Linked DNA regions of Homo sapiens: region 1 is linked to region 2. A link is a contact called in ENCODE Hi-C or POLR2A ChIA-PET data. All regions are on one chromosome and are shown on one strand. Each heading gives the region's core, a stretch centred on a gene start or an enhancer-like site at or near the end of the contact. The rest is flanking DNA. Distances are from core to core; before and after follow the strand shown. Region 1 has its middle 12 kb from the start of MTX1. Region 2 holds the start of ARHGEF2 (Rho/Rac guanine nucleotide exchange factor 2).

Region 1 (6,703 bases), core at 1,304-3,803, 760 kb before region 2:
TGCATAGGTGTAGGTGCGGATGGAGAAGTCACAGCTGGCCATGGGTACCCAGATGATGTTATATCCGATTCCTACAGAAAAGGATGATCAAGATATGGTAGTCCGAGTCAATAGGAGAGTATGGGACTCTGCTTATCACTTGCCAGTCCTAATAGTGTCTGAGTCAGGGCCAAAAGGAACTTGGGCTCCTGGGTTGGAACCTGTGGAGGCTGGCACCTGGGTGAAGCGCAGGCCTTTCTGAGCCTGAGTCCGTAGCAGTTAGCAGATGATAGGCGGCGAAATCTTATTTCACTGGCATTAAGACAGGAACCAAATGTCAGGGATGGGCAGAAGTCAGGGTCCAAAGAATTGGCAAAGAAAAGTGTCAGTGGCTCTATGTCATCCTGTCCCCTTCCTCCTCATCTTCTTCAGAGAAGTACCATTTAAGTAGCAAATTCTGGGCAGGGGGTGACAGGGCAAGGATGTTGAGGGCACCTGCATCTGTCACGGCCCCTCCAAATCCCTTCACTTTCTGGAACTTCTGGCTGCAGGATCAGTAGCAGGCCTGAGGACATCCACAGGGTTATCAGTGCCCAGGGGAGAAACTCCATGGTGATCACTGACACCGTTTACCTCTAGGAGGACCCAGCCTGGCCCGGGGGGTGAAGGGTGTAATGGTTACCTGTGCCGGTGCAATTAGCCTGTATGGTCCTGTACTCAGCTCCATCCAATGCCCACTGCTTCTGCTCTTGTAGCGGCTGAAGGCACCTAGGGCAGGAAAGGTCGGGGGGTCAAGAGTCACAGTATGTGGCATTGCAGACACAGACCACCGAGCTGTACTGAAGCTTTTAGGGATGCAGGGGCACCACCTGGGAGGGAGGGAGCACAAGCAGAGGTGAGGTCTGACAAGGATGTGGAGAACGGACACAGCTGTTTGGAGAGACTGAAGACGGTTTCAAAAATCCTCACCCCAAAGTTGGTCTCAGTCACTCAAAAGGATTTATTGAGCACCTACTAAAAGTCTACCACCAGCTTACTGGAAGGCTACCAAAGGACTATGAGGCAGAAGGGAGGCTCTGTGCTACCTCCCCACTGCCTTGACTCACTCATCTGATGCCCACGACACTGCCTGAAGTAGAAGCAATCCTGTGAGGCTGCCAGCCATGATGCTTACCCTACCCGAAGGCTTGGGACATTCCTGAGGACAGAATGAGGAATGACTGAAAAGCAAGTCCCTCTCCACCCCTCAACTACTCTCCCGGGCAGGGCTTAGCTGCCTTTGGGTGCCCATGGCCTGGTCTCCCACATTCATTAGGACAAGGCCCACAGACACCTGGGTGCAGCTCTCCCTGCAACCCTTCTGATGACAACTCTCTGCCCACCCCAAATCAGGATGCTCCCCACCACTCTTCCCACCCATTTCAACTTCGACCCCTCCCTCCATCTGTGCCTTGCTCAAAGAGCCATGATGGCCCTGGATTCAAAGAGAGTCTGTCATTCATTAAATTCCAGTGCCAGGATTCCAGAAGCACTGTGACAATGCTGATTGGGAGCTCTCTCTCTTACCTCTCTGGAAGGACTTGAAAACTCCATCACCTCAGGGTCACTAGATGAGGAGAAGAGCACAGGGGTTCCAGAGTCTCTGAAGGATAGAGGATCCACTAAACAAAAACAAGGATGCAGGTACCTGCCATAGCTATAGGCACTAGGTTACTCCTGCAAGTAATTCTGGCTTCCCAATGTGGATGGGTCATGTGATGACTAGGAGAGTCACATGACACAGGAAGTGAGGCAATTGCAGCCATATTTCTAAAGGGCAATTGGCTTCCTCCGAGTTGTTACAGATTATACACCCTATAAAATTCTGGAGGGTATATGTGAATGACAACTTTAGGAAGAGCCTAGAATACGAAAGACAGACTTGGATGGAGAATCGGGTAAAGATTCCTAAATCCCAGAGGATGGGAACCACAGCAGGCACGCTGCTTTTTTGATAAAAATTTCAAAATGATACAAATAAAGCTAATACCAAAAAAAAAACAAAGAACAAAAACAAAAAAACCTTCATTGCACAACATGCTGAGGCTACCGTGATGTTTAAGACACAGTCTTTGCCCTATAGAGGTGCATGAAGCATGGAAGTCAGACACAGATATTTACAGGTAAAAACAGAAACAGTAACAGGTGTGCATGGAGAGCTCTCTGAGATGAGGAGGGACCATTCGTGGGTGGGGAATTATCCAGGATGCCTTCAACACAGGAAAAAGTGAGGGGGGTTATTAGCCAGTGAAGTGTAGGGCGCAAGGAGGGTGGGACACTGGCAGTGGGGTGGCAGGACTGGAGGGAGGGGAGTGGTCAGCTTGGCTCCCCTGCAGCACCCCTCATTTACTCATTAAGGGCCTCGGAGAGTCACATGACACAGGCAGTGAGGCAATTGCAGCCATATCTCTAAAGGGCAATTGGCTTCCAGATGCAGATTGTAATAACTGTTCTTCCTTCCTCACAGGACAGTGAGGTTTTAAAGTAGTTCAGAAACCAGAAAGTGTTGTAAAAGGCCATATGCTTAGTGGACATGTGAAGGAAGTTGTCCATGCCATTTGCCTCATGAACCACATCAAATGAGATTTGGTGGGAGTGGCACACACAGTCATGACCAGACTAACCCCAGCTCTCAGCCTATTTCCTCACCTAGAAAATGGAGGCAATGCCACAACCTCAAAGGGGTCAGTGAGGTAAATGCAGTGCCTGGCAACTTGGGAGGCGCCTGGGAACTATTTGTCTGTTGTTTGTATCTTTTTTTGTACAGTTTTAGTGAGACGGCAAGGTTGGAATCCTTGCTACACCATTTACTGGCTGTTTGACCTTCAGTAAATCAATCACTCTAAGCCTCTATTTCATCTATAAAAGGGGAGTGATAACTCCTACCTCATAGAACTGTTGTGAGGTTTGAGTGTGATAATGTGTCTCTAGTACACTGCTTGACACTAAACATTGCAACATGTCAGGCCTCTGTTCCTGGAGTTCCTTGAAGGAATGTCTTACACATTCTAAATATCCTTGTAGACAGCCTGGCACAGGGGTAGTTGTCAAGTTGTAGAATTGAACTAGTTGCTTCACTATGTCAGTAGCCACCCCTTCCAGACTTCCTGCTTTTCTCTTTTTTTTTTGTTTTTTTGAGATGTTGTCTCACTCTGTCACCCAGTCTGGAGTGCAGTGGCCGATCTCAGCTCACCGCAACCTCTGCCTCCCAGGTTCAAGCAATTCTCCTGCCTCAGCCTCCCAAGTAGTTGGGACTACAGGCACGCACCACCACGCCCGGCTAATTTTTGTATTTTAGTAGAGATGGGGTTTCACCATGTTAGCCAGACTGGTCTCAATCTCCTGACCTCAGGTGATTCGCACACTTTGGCCTCCCAAAGGGCTGGGATTACAGGCGTGAGCCACAGCACCCGGCCTGACTTCCTGCTCTTCAAGGAAACGTTGCACAGGATTTGTTCTGGGTAGGGCAGGTAATTATCTAGTACCTTACTTCCCTCAAATTCATTCATCTCACAGATATTTCCTGAGCACATTCCACATTTGCCTCTCCTGCTTTAGCGAGTTTAGAAGTTCAACCATCTCCTTTCTCTTACCCTCTGTGTACAGGGAGTGAGCTGCTTCTTTTTTGGCCAGGTACTGAGCAAAATTTTTTTTTTTTTGAGACGGAGTCTTGCTCTGTCTCCCAGGCTGGAGTGCAGTGGCACGATCTCGGCTCACTGCAAGCTCCGCCTCCCGGATTCACGCCATTCTCCTGCCTCAGCCTCCTGAGTAGCTGGGACTACAGGCGCCTGCCACCACACCCGGCTAATTTTTTGTATTTTTAGTAGAGACAGGGTTTCACTATGTTAGCCAGGATGGTCTCCATCTCCTGACCTCGTGATCTGCTGGCCTCAGCTTCCCAAAGTGCTGGGATTACAGGCGTGAGCCACCACGCCCAGCCTAGTGTCTGTATTTTTTGTAGAAATAGGGTCTTGCTATGTTGTGCAGGTTGGTCTCAAACTCCTAAACCCAAAGGATCTCCTGCCTCGGCTTTGCAGAGTTCTAGGATTACACGCACAAGGCACCATGCCCGCCCCTCTTTTCTTCTTTTTATACTTCATTTTGTAAAATTTTTCCAGGGTGGCTGGGCACGGTAGCTCATGCCTATAATCCCAGCACTTTGGGAGGCTGAGGCAGTGGATAGCTTGAGGACAGGTGTTCATGGCCAACATGGCAAAATCCCATCTGAAATGAAAATACAAAAATTAGCTGGGTGTGGTGGTGCACGCCTGTAATCCCAGCTACTTGGGAAGCTGAGGTACGAGAATCACTTGAACCCAGGAGTCAGAGGTTGCAGAGACCCAAGATTGTGCCACTGCACTCCAGCCTGGGAGACAGAGTAACACTCTGTTTCAAAAAAAAAAAATTTCCAAGGTGGATATTATTTCACATTTCATATTTCCTGTACAATGTGATTTGTCCTTGAGGATTTTCTATTTTATTTTCTAAGTAAAGTTAGTTTTAATAAGGACTAATGTTTATTGTGCCAAAGACAAAATTACAACAAATTTAACGATCTCGACTGGATTCCTTCCTTCCTGCCTTCCTTCCTTCTTTTCTCCTCTTCCCTCCCCTCCCCTCTCTTCTCTTTTTTCTTTCTTTCCCTCCCTCCCTCCCTCCCTCCCTTCCTCCCTTCCTCCCTTCCTTTCTTTCTTTCGACGGAGTCTTGCTCTTTCACCCAGGCTGGAGCACAGTGGCTTGATCTTGGCTCACTGCAAACCCCGCCTCCTGGGTTCAAGCGATTCTCCTGCCTCAGCCTCCCGAGTACCTGGGATTACAGACGCACACCACCATGCCTGGCTGATTTTTGTATTTTTAGTCAAGACGGGGTTTTACCATGTTGGCCAGGCTTGTCCCAAACTCCTGACCTCAGGTGATTCACCCGCCTCGGCCTCCCAAAGTCCTGAGATTACAGGCATGAGCCACCATGCCCGGCCCTGATTGGGCTTTTTCTACAAAAAATTCTTGTGAAACTTTTCTGCAATATTTTATAATAAAGTCCTACTGATTTATATTTGATTTTATATTTGTAAGTCAGGTGAAATGAGTGAATTCTTCCTTGTGTATGAATGTACTACATGTTGCAGAATGTCTACCTTTCCTGGGCTCCATCCACTAAATTCTCAAAGTGCCTCCTAATCATTGTCTCTATTAAAGATGCCCCACAAATTTCCAAAATGCCCCTAGGGTGTGCCTGAGAGCCACTACCCTAGGTGCCTCTCTTCAAACACCTAGGCCTCACTGCAGTGGCCAATAGGGGCATACTAGGTGGCCACAATCACGTTCCTCTGTCCCCTTTGTATAGCACTTGAAAAAGAGTTTGCTAAGGCCTGGTACGGTGGCTCATGCCTGTAACCCCATCATTTTAAGAAGCTGAGACAAGAGGATCCCTTGAGGCCAGGAGTTCAAGACCAGCCTGGGCAACATAGAGAGACTCCGTCTTTACAAATATATATATATATTTATTTATTTATTTTTATTTTTTTTGGTAGAAAAGGGGTCTCCAGTGGCCGGGCGCAGTGGCTCATGCCTGTAATCCCAGCACTTTGGGAAGCTGAGGCGGGCAGATCACGAGGTCAGGAGATGGAGACCATCCTGGATAACACAGTGAAACCCTGTCTCTACTAAACCCCATCTCTATTAAAAATACAAAAAATTAGCCGGGCATGGTGGTGGGCACCTGTAATCCTAGCTACTCGGGAATCTGAGGCAGGAGAATCGTTTGAACCCGAGGTGGATGTTGCAGTGAGCCGAGACGCGCCACTGCACTCCAGCCTGAGTGACAGAGCAAGACTCTGACTCAGAAAAACAAGCAAACAAAAAAAGACAGCTATATACCTAGGGAAGACATAAATATAAGTGAAAAGCAGAAGTACAAAAATAGTTCGGCTGACCCAGCAGCAATTTTGATCCCATCCCAGCAAGACCTGTCTTGGAGTGTAGGTCTGGCTCAGATAGCAAACTCCAGCCCTTTCACACTGACAGGTATCATATCACAGGCTCCTAGGTCTTTAGGTCCCATGGAGAGTGCCACTCCCAGTTCCACTGTTAGTTACTTCTATGGTCTGTGTTCAAGTCAAATAAAGACATTTGTTCATTCCATGCACAGCACAGAGTAGGTGCTCAAAAAAGTACTTTTTATACAGATGAATGAACAACTACTACCAGTTAACCTAGAACCTGTCCTTTCAGCTCTAGTTTTTAATTGTAATTTTATTTTATTTTAGAGACAGGGTCTTGGCACAATCACAATTCACTGCAGCTTTGACCTCTCAGGCTCAATTGGATCCTCCCACCTCAGCCTCCATAGTAGCTGGGACTACAGGTACATGCCACCATGCCCAACTAATTTTTGAAATTTATTTTTAGAGATGGGGTCTTCCTATGTTGCCCAGGCTGGTCTCGAATTCCTGAGGTCAAGCAATCCACCTGCCTCAGCCTCCCAAGGTGCTGGGATTATAGGCGTGAGCCATCACTCACCTCTAGTTTCTGGCCTGAGGGTATATTACTCTCCCTGATTACTGACACCAAAAATGATTTCACTCTTGGGTGGGACCTCTGCTGCCCCTTACCCACTAGGGTGTGGGTTTTTTTGGTTTGTTTTTGTCTTTTTTAAGACAGGGCCTCACACTGTCATCCAGGCTGG
Region 2 (6,635 bases), core at 1,207-3,706:
GGGAATGAGGCAAGGAATGGGGAGGGGCTGAGGTGTCAGGGCTTAGCTGTGACCCATCCCCCCAAGGAGGTAGCAGGGGACACCATCTTCTTCAAATAATGTCTTTTCCAGCGGGTGCCCCTCTACTTCCCACCACAGTATAAAAAGAAAGGAGACAGCTGGTGTGCTGGGGGGAGGGGGAGAGGGGATCCAGGGTTTGTTGGCTAAGAACCAACTCCCCCTTCTGTAACCACAGTTTTCCGGAGGTGGCCCTCCCCTTCCGACCGGCCCAAACTGACAACCACCCTTCTCCGGTGGCCTCTTTGCCCTCTCAGATCCACCCACTCAGCCCCCGACTCCCTGCTGCCAGCCAGATTCCCAAATTACCTGCCCCACACAGCCAGCCCCCATAGTAGAAAGAAGAGCCAGTCCCCCCACCACCAAAAACAAAAACAAAAACAGAGCATGAACACCCAGATGTCTGACGTCCCAGCTCCCCACAATAATGGAAAAGGGATCCCAGTAGCTACCTGCCCCCACAGAACCGCTCTCTATACCCCCTAGCCAGGTCTTCCCCCAACCAGCTCCCCCATGGCTTTCCTTTTTAGGGTGGAACCAAATTTCTGCGGTTTCAAAAAACCTCCCCCGCCCCCCTTGGCTCTACTCCAGGGTCTCAGCTCAAACGGTTGAAAAAATAAACAGACTTTTGGAGCTGGGGCCTGGGCTGGCGCAGGCTGTGAAGAGCCTGTCTGCCACCCCACTGTTCCACCACACTTCAGCCACCTCACCCCGGCCCTCTGTTTGTCTTAGGCCCTACTCGAATCCCCAGTTGCTTTCCAGATAGCAAAATCTAATCCCAACCCCCTAAGGAAAGTCCTTTTAAAGCTGCTTTCCCTGGCCCTCCACCCCCAACCCAGGATGGAACCTCTGTCTCTCCCAGTTTAGCATCAAGACAGGTAGCCTGGCTAGGAACTACCAGGGAGGTGGAGGGGAGGGCTTTCCATCACCCTTAAGGACTCCTAAGGGGTACTGCTCCCTTGGCTGAAGTTGGTGATCAGCATAGGCTGGCACCAGGGTAGTAGGGCACTCAGGTTGGAGAGAAGCCAGAGATTAAACCAACTCTGGGCTGGGACCTGTCCTTTCTGATAATGGGTACAGTGCGGGGGCCCCAAAGGAGCTGGGAGGTGCTGTCTGCAGGCACCACCTTCCTTTCAGCTCTGACTTATTCACCTGCAAGTCAGCTTCATCATTTCCTGGGGTCTGGGTGTGGAAAGGTCAGGGCACTTGGGAATGGGGCTGGGTACAAAGGCAGGGATAAAGGGTACTTGGAGAGGAGTGGCCAAGAGGTCATGATGGGGGAGGCGTGTGGATAATTATACACCCAGACTCATGAAATGCTAGGTGAAGGGACCCCAAGACGAGCAGATAAGAGAATGAGAGCGCTGGGGGAGGAGGAGGAAGGGCAGGGAACACAATGCATAGTGCCAGGTGTGTCAGCCTAAGGGTTTCAGGTTGGGAGAAGGAAGAGCTAGGAGGCTGGCGGGGCAGATAGGGATGGAGGCCCTATGTTCCAGGCAGAAGGGCTCAGGATGGAGGAAAGGAGCCCAGCTACACAAAGACCTCTGCTCCCTTCACCTAGAGGTGATGGTTTGGGGGAAGTAAGCCGTCCCTCGGCCGTCCCGACCCCAGCCACCCGCCCACCCAGAGGGGAGAACTGAATCACAGCTGGAAAGTCCATTTGCGAGGAGAGGAGGAGCTGACTTTTGTCTTGGAGGGGTGGTGGTGGTGGTGGGAGGAAGCCGGGAAACCACCCCCTCCCGTCCCCTCCGCCGGATGGCGGGGACAAAGGGGGAACGACCAAGCCAGCGATTGGGGAGTGATGGGGGGTCGCCACGCCAAGCCCAAGCCGGTGGGGCCCGGGGTGAGAGGAGGTGCCGGAGCTTCCACCGCCCCCACCCGCGAGACACACACCTCCCTCTTCCCGCTCCGTCCCTTACCGGAGCAACTTTCTTTCAAGCGGCCTAAAGCACTCGGTCCCGCCGGCTTGGAGGCGACCAAGCCCAGGTCCGCTCCGCTCCCTCCCGGGATCCCAGCACCGTCGCGTCTGCCGCTCCCCCCACCCCTACCCACTCGCTCGCAGTCCCCACCCACCCCGTCCCGCCGCTCGCCGATCCACCGCTCCGCCCGATTTTGGCGCCCAGAAAGCAGGCGGGGAGACAGGAGATGCACCGCGGGTGCCGGGGTTCGGGGAGCACCCGAGGACCGCGGCGAAAGGAGAGGGGTTTCCGAGCCCACCTTGCTCGCCAGCTCTCTGCTCCGGTCGATCCGCGCCCGCGTGAGGGATTCGATCCGAGACATAATCGGACGGGGGGACCAGGGAGGACGCGGCGCGGACCCCGGCGTCCTGTATTGTTGGGGGAAGGCGGGGGGAGGGGTTCGGCCCGCACGCGTTGGTCTCGGGGACAGGAAGTCTGACTCCCCTCGCCCGGCACCCAGCACCAGTTCCTCAAACCCGAGTCTCCTCCCCCGCCCAAGCTCAGGAAGGGGGTAGGCGGAGCGGAGGGAGGGCGGGGTGCCCGCGCGCAGGACGGGACGCCAGGGTTTGTGTGGGGGCAGCTCGGAGAGGTACGAGGGTCCTAGGACAGGTTTGAGAGGCCCCTCTGCCTATTTCCCCTCCAGCGCCTGGGGGCGCCCTCTAGCCCCAGAGACCCGCCTCTTAGCTCTTCTTTTCCTAAAACCCAGCCCCGCAGCCCTCGCCGGACCCAGGTTGGCCCTTTCCCCTCTGCCCTCCCCTTCTTCCCTTCTCCCCTCGCCCTCCCTTTTTCCCTCCCCTACTGCGTTACCTCAGTCTTTAAAGACCCGCAGGCAGGAGAATTCCATCCGCCCCCAGCTCTTAGAAAACCCAGGACCAGTTCCTTCCTGGCCTTCGGGGTCCCATCAAAGCAGGCCTGAGCAGACTGACCCCTTTTACGATTGGGGGCAGGGGTGGCCAGAGGGAGAGGAAATCAAAGGAGAACTAAACGCTGGATCTTCAGTACACGGGAAGGGTAGGATTCACTCCCAGAGGTCGAAGAACAGAGAGGAGAGAATTCTCCCACATGCCCCACCCTTCTGGGGCCTTCCTGACCCCACTCTGCCCTCCTCCTAGCTCCGCCTCTGCCAGCTACTTTGGGGGACTAGGTTGGGATTCTCCACTTTTACCGAAGGCCTTCCATGTGTCTAACTGCAGTTCTCTCTGTTGCAAGTTAAGCCGGAACTGAAAGACCAGAAACCAGCCTGCCCTAGTCAAAGAAAGTTAGGGCCCAACCAGCCTCTCCCCAAGAAGCAGGGTAAGGTGGGGCATTCATCTCTCTGGACCCTTTTCCCCAGCCTGAGCCAGCCTTTGGGTGAGTTTCCTGCTATTGGGAAAATTCCTCCTCCAGTCTAACTATGATCACTTACAGTGAAGTTCATTTCTGCCTCTCAGGGTCTCCCATTTCTCTGGAGAAACCAGAAGCACAGAGAGGCCTGGGACAGAGCCTTCGGTTAGCAGGGTCCTGCCTGATTCTGGCCCCAAAGGGCGTGGGAGAAGAAGGGAGGGAGGGGAGACCCAACCCAGATCCAGCAGTTCTCTGCCCTGGCTCAGCAGTGGGGCCAGGCTGCAGGTTTCAAGCCCAACTCAGCACTCTTGTAGGTGCCAATTTTAGCCTCTGCCACTATTTTTGGGCTCCACTACCTCACCACTGGCTGAGCTGGTTGGGCTCCTCACCCCCAGCACTACCCCCACACTGCCCCTCCGGCTTCCCCTCCTTCCTAGCAACTCCTTCACCTCCTTCTTCACCCATTCCCCTGTTTAGAATCCTTAAATAGCAAAGACCAGGAAAAAGGAAGAGGAAATAAACCGTGCCCAGTTCAGGCTGGATGGACATTAGAAAGCAGGAAGGACTTCCCCAGGGCCACAGCTTGTTCTTCCTGGCTTGCACCTGCCAAGTATACCTACGGGGAGGGTGTAGGAACTCCCCCAAACCAAGAGGCCTGAGGCTCCTGGCCCCAGAACTCCAGACTCACCTCCCCTGAGGTGGGCAGCCAAGACTCAGGAATGTACTAAATTTAAAAACAGACAGCCAGAGGCTAGAATCTTGGCCTCAAGGTTCCACCCACTGGAGGCCCAGAGACAAGATCTGGGGTGGGACCTCAGCTTCTCTCCCAGGCCTGGGGCAGGAGGGTGCTGCAAGCTATGGATAGAATCTTAAAGGGCCACACTCCAGCCTGGGTACCCAGGAAACATAGAATTTGAACCCTGGGGTTTTTCAAGCGACCTCATGGTCCCTCAACTCAACTAAGAAGGTCTCTATGAAAGAAGAGGACCCGACCCTCCAACTCTTTTCTGTCTCCCACCCCAACCTTCAGTCTACTTTCCATCCCACCTGCTGTTACCCTACCCCTCACCCTATGCCCTCTTCTTCCCCTTAGGAGATGAATAACAAGGAAAGGGACTAGGGACAGGGAAAAGAAAAGTGTTCTGCCTTTAAAAACACCTGTGTTTAGTGAGCTTGGCCTGCAGCTTGACTCAGTTTCCGTTTTCTATATCCTCTTGAACAATGAACACTTTTCCCTTCTCCTTGGTGTCACCTGCCCCCCTTTTCCAAGACCCTTCTTCATTCCAGCGCCCCCTCTACTCCTATCCAGTGATATCTTCCAGATTTTCAGAAATAATTTTTTAGATACACAGAAACAAACATTTCTACCAGGATCTAAAAATAGCCATCACCTTCTTTAGCCCATTTAACTTGACGAAATGTGTCCCTCCCATTTCAGGGGTAGGGAGGAGGTCCCAGGGAAGAACCTGGTTGCCAAAGTCTCGGCCAGTTGGAGAAGAGATGGGTCTCCCGAGGATACCCAAGCCCAAGCTCTACACTGTCCCAAGGTGGTTTGTTTTTCTTCTTTCTTCTATTGGTCTGGACCTTGTATATTCTGGGAGGAGGTGATTAAGGCCAAATTGCCTTAAGTGGCCATCCAGCCAGAAGCTGGAAGAAGGGAAGGATGAGAGGGAATGAACTGTTGTGTTACGGCTATTGAGAGAAACAGTGGCAATACACAGCCAAAGCCCTGAGTTTCTAATACGGCGCCACCTCTTATGAGCTGTGAGATCTTGGGCAAAGTAACTAACCTTTAAGTATTTGTCTGTAGAATTGAGATTGAAATACTTATCTTTGCCAGAATTGTTATAAGAATTAAATGAGTTGAAAGTGTTTCATCAAGTGTGCAATGCTACTCAAGTAGGAGGGACTAAGCTACTTCCTTCTCTCACTGCTTGACTGAGCTTCTCTCCAGCCCCACCCCCTGATGTTTACTGCTTATGGAGAAAGAGATTAAGTGAAGCAGGCCCACACATTCATGAAGGTGGAAGGAAGATGTAGCAGGAGATGGTGGAGAGGGAAACAGAGGAAGACAGGATGACAGACGTGGGGAGGAAAGGCTGAGCGAGGCAATGTCCTGACTCACTCTGGCGCTTCCCTCTTTCCCATCTGGGCTCCAGAGTCTCTGCCCTCATTCCCCTTCACCAGGTTGCTCAACCCTCCATCAGACTGTTAGGTCAAGGGTGGACAAACAGACCAACCGGGATCTGGATGGCCCCTGGGCAGTACTGACTTCCCCTACCATTCCCATGGCAAGAAAAGGGAGTGATTCCACTAGCAGACTCCCCTACCCTGCAGTGAGACAGCCTGTAGGAAGGTGAGACTCAGACCCCAAGGTTTCTGCTTTTGCTTTGTTCCTTCGAGATCTCCATTCCCCCATGGGAGAGAAACCTCTCTGTCCCACCTGCCCTCCCCTCCCATCAGCTTTCAGATTCTCCAGCTGCTCCTCTTCTGAGACTCACCCAGTCTCATGCCTCCATTAGCCTCAACTCCCGACCCATGGCCTGTGGTGAGAGGTGCTAACAACATGACCTGCTTTCATCTTGACCTTCCCAGCCCACCCAGAGAAAAGGGAATCTTGGCTAAAAAAAGGCTGGAAGAGGGGAGAACCCTGGCACTGCGGGTGGGGCTGGGAGGAGCCCAGGCAACCTTACTGGTGAGAATCTCATGGCTCTTCAAGGTGAATATGATGATGATTTCCCTGGGGTTTCTTTCAATACTCAGAAGCCGCCCCGAGTTGGAAAGCACATGCATACTTGGGGAGGCCAGGGGAGGAAAAGGGGGGCGGCTCACTCTGACAGTAAATGAAGAAAGTGGAAACAAATTCAAGGAGCAGGCAGAGCTCCCGGTTTCACCAGAGCCCAACGGTTGGTAATAAGGATGAGAACAATGTGCCTTCACTTCCTGGGATCAGAACAGCACATGGCCGCACATGTACGGGTATGCATGTGCTTCCATAATCATATACTTTCCCAGCTTCTACTCTGCCTGTGGTCTAATTTCAACTCCTTCAGCTGCTGTACCCACCCATAAAATTATGAGTGTAAAAGCACTTTGCAAACCCTGATACTCTATGAAGAAGTAAAAAGTAGTGCTGTAATTATTATCATTATTATGTCCAATGGTTGAGGTTTCCGCTGCCCACCTGTCAGCTATGTGAGGCCTAAAGAGAGGGAGGGCTAGGCCATTCCTCAGCTTCTGAGGTTCCTGGCCCTTTTCCCCTTCCATCTGTCCACAGCTGACTGCTAAGCTGGATGC

The links. A loop is a pair of places that touch in the nucleus more often than their neighbours do. ChIA-PET counts read pairs that join two places held with the same protein, here RNA polymerase II (POLR2A). Pooled maps may share reads with other maps.
Region 1: a loop to region 2 is called in a map with no recorded cell type, with 2.3 times the contacts of the local background. The contact joins the enhancer-like site here to the promoter of ARHGEF2 in region 2. A Hi-C loop is called at or near these places in 1 of 37 single-sample maps with no recorded cell type and 3 of 50 pooled maps. POLR2A ChIA-PET finds 5 or more read pairs at or near these places in 3 of 52 experiments (HCT116, OCI-LY7 and activated B cell).

Annotation. Positions count from the first base shown.
Region 1 is chr1:155,217,303-155,224,005 of GRCh38, forward strand. It overlaps the pseudogene GBA1LP. Among named protein-coding and RNA genes, the nearest start is that of MTX1, 12 kb to the left of the region's middle. Within about 2 kb of position 2,554, at least 11 of the 41 ENCODE cell types and tissues checked have a DNase peak (open chromatin) inside an H3K27ac peak, as active enhancers do; they include OCI-LY7, where a contact is called at or near this core.
Region 2 is chr1:155,976,091-155,982,725 of GRCh38, forward strand. It overlaps ARHGEF2 (Rho/Rac guanine nucleotide exchange factor 2), which reads right to left and starts at 2,457. Exons shown (of 22, transcript NM_001162383.2): 1 at 2,275-2,457. The coding sequence starts at 2,337. It overlaps ARHGEF2-AS2 (ARHGEF2 antisense RNA 2), which reads left to right and starts at 2,549. Exons shown (of 3, transcript NR_183460.1): 1 at 2,549-2,604; 2 at 3,230-3,365; 3 at 4,777-6,635. RefSeq lists enhancers at 1-91, 234-735, 3,062-3,131, 3,593-4,214, 3,602-3,651 and 2 more and silencers at 2,452-2,611, 2,672-2,721.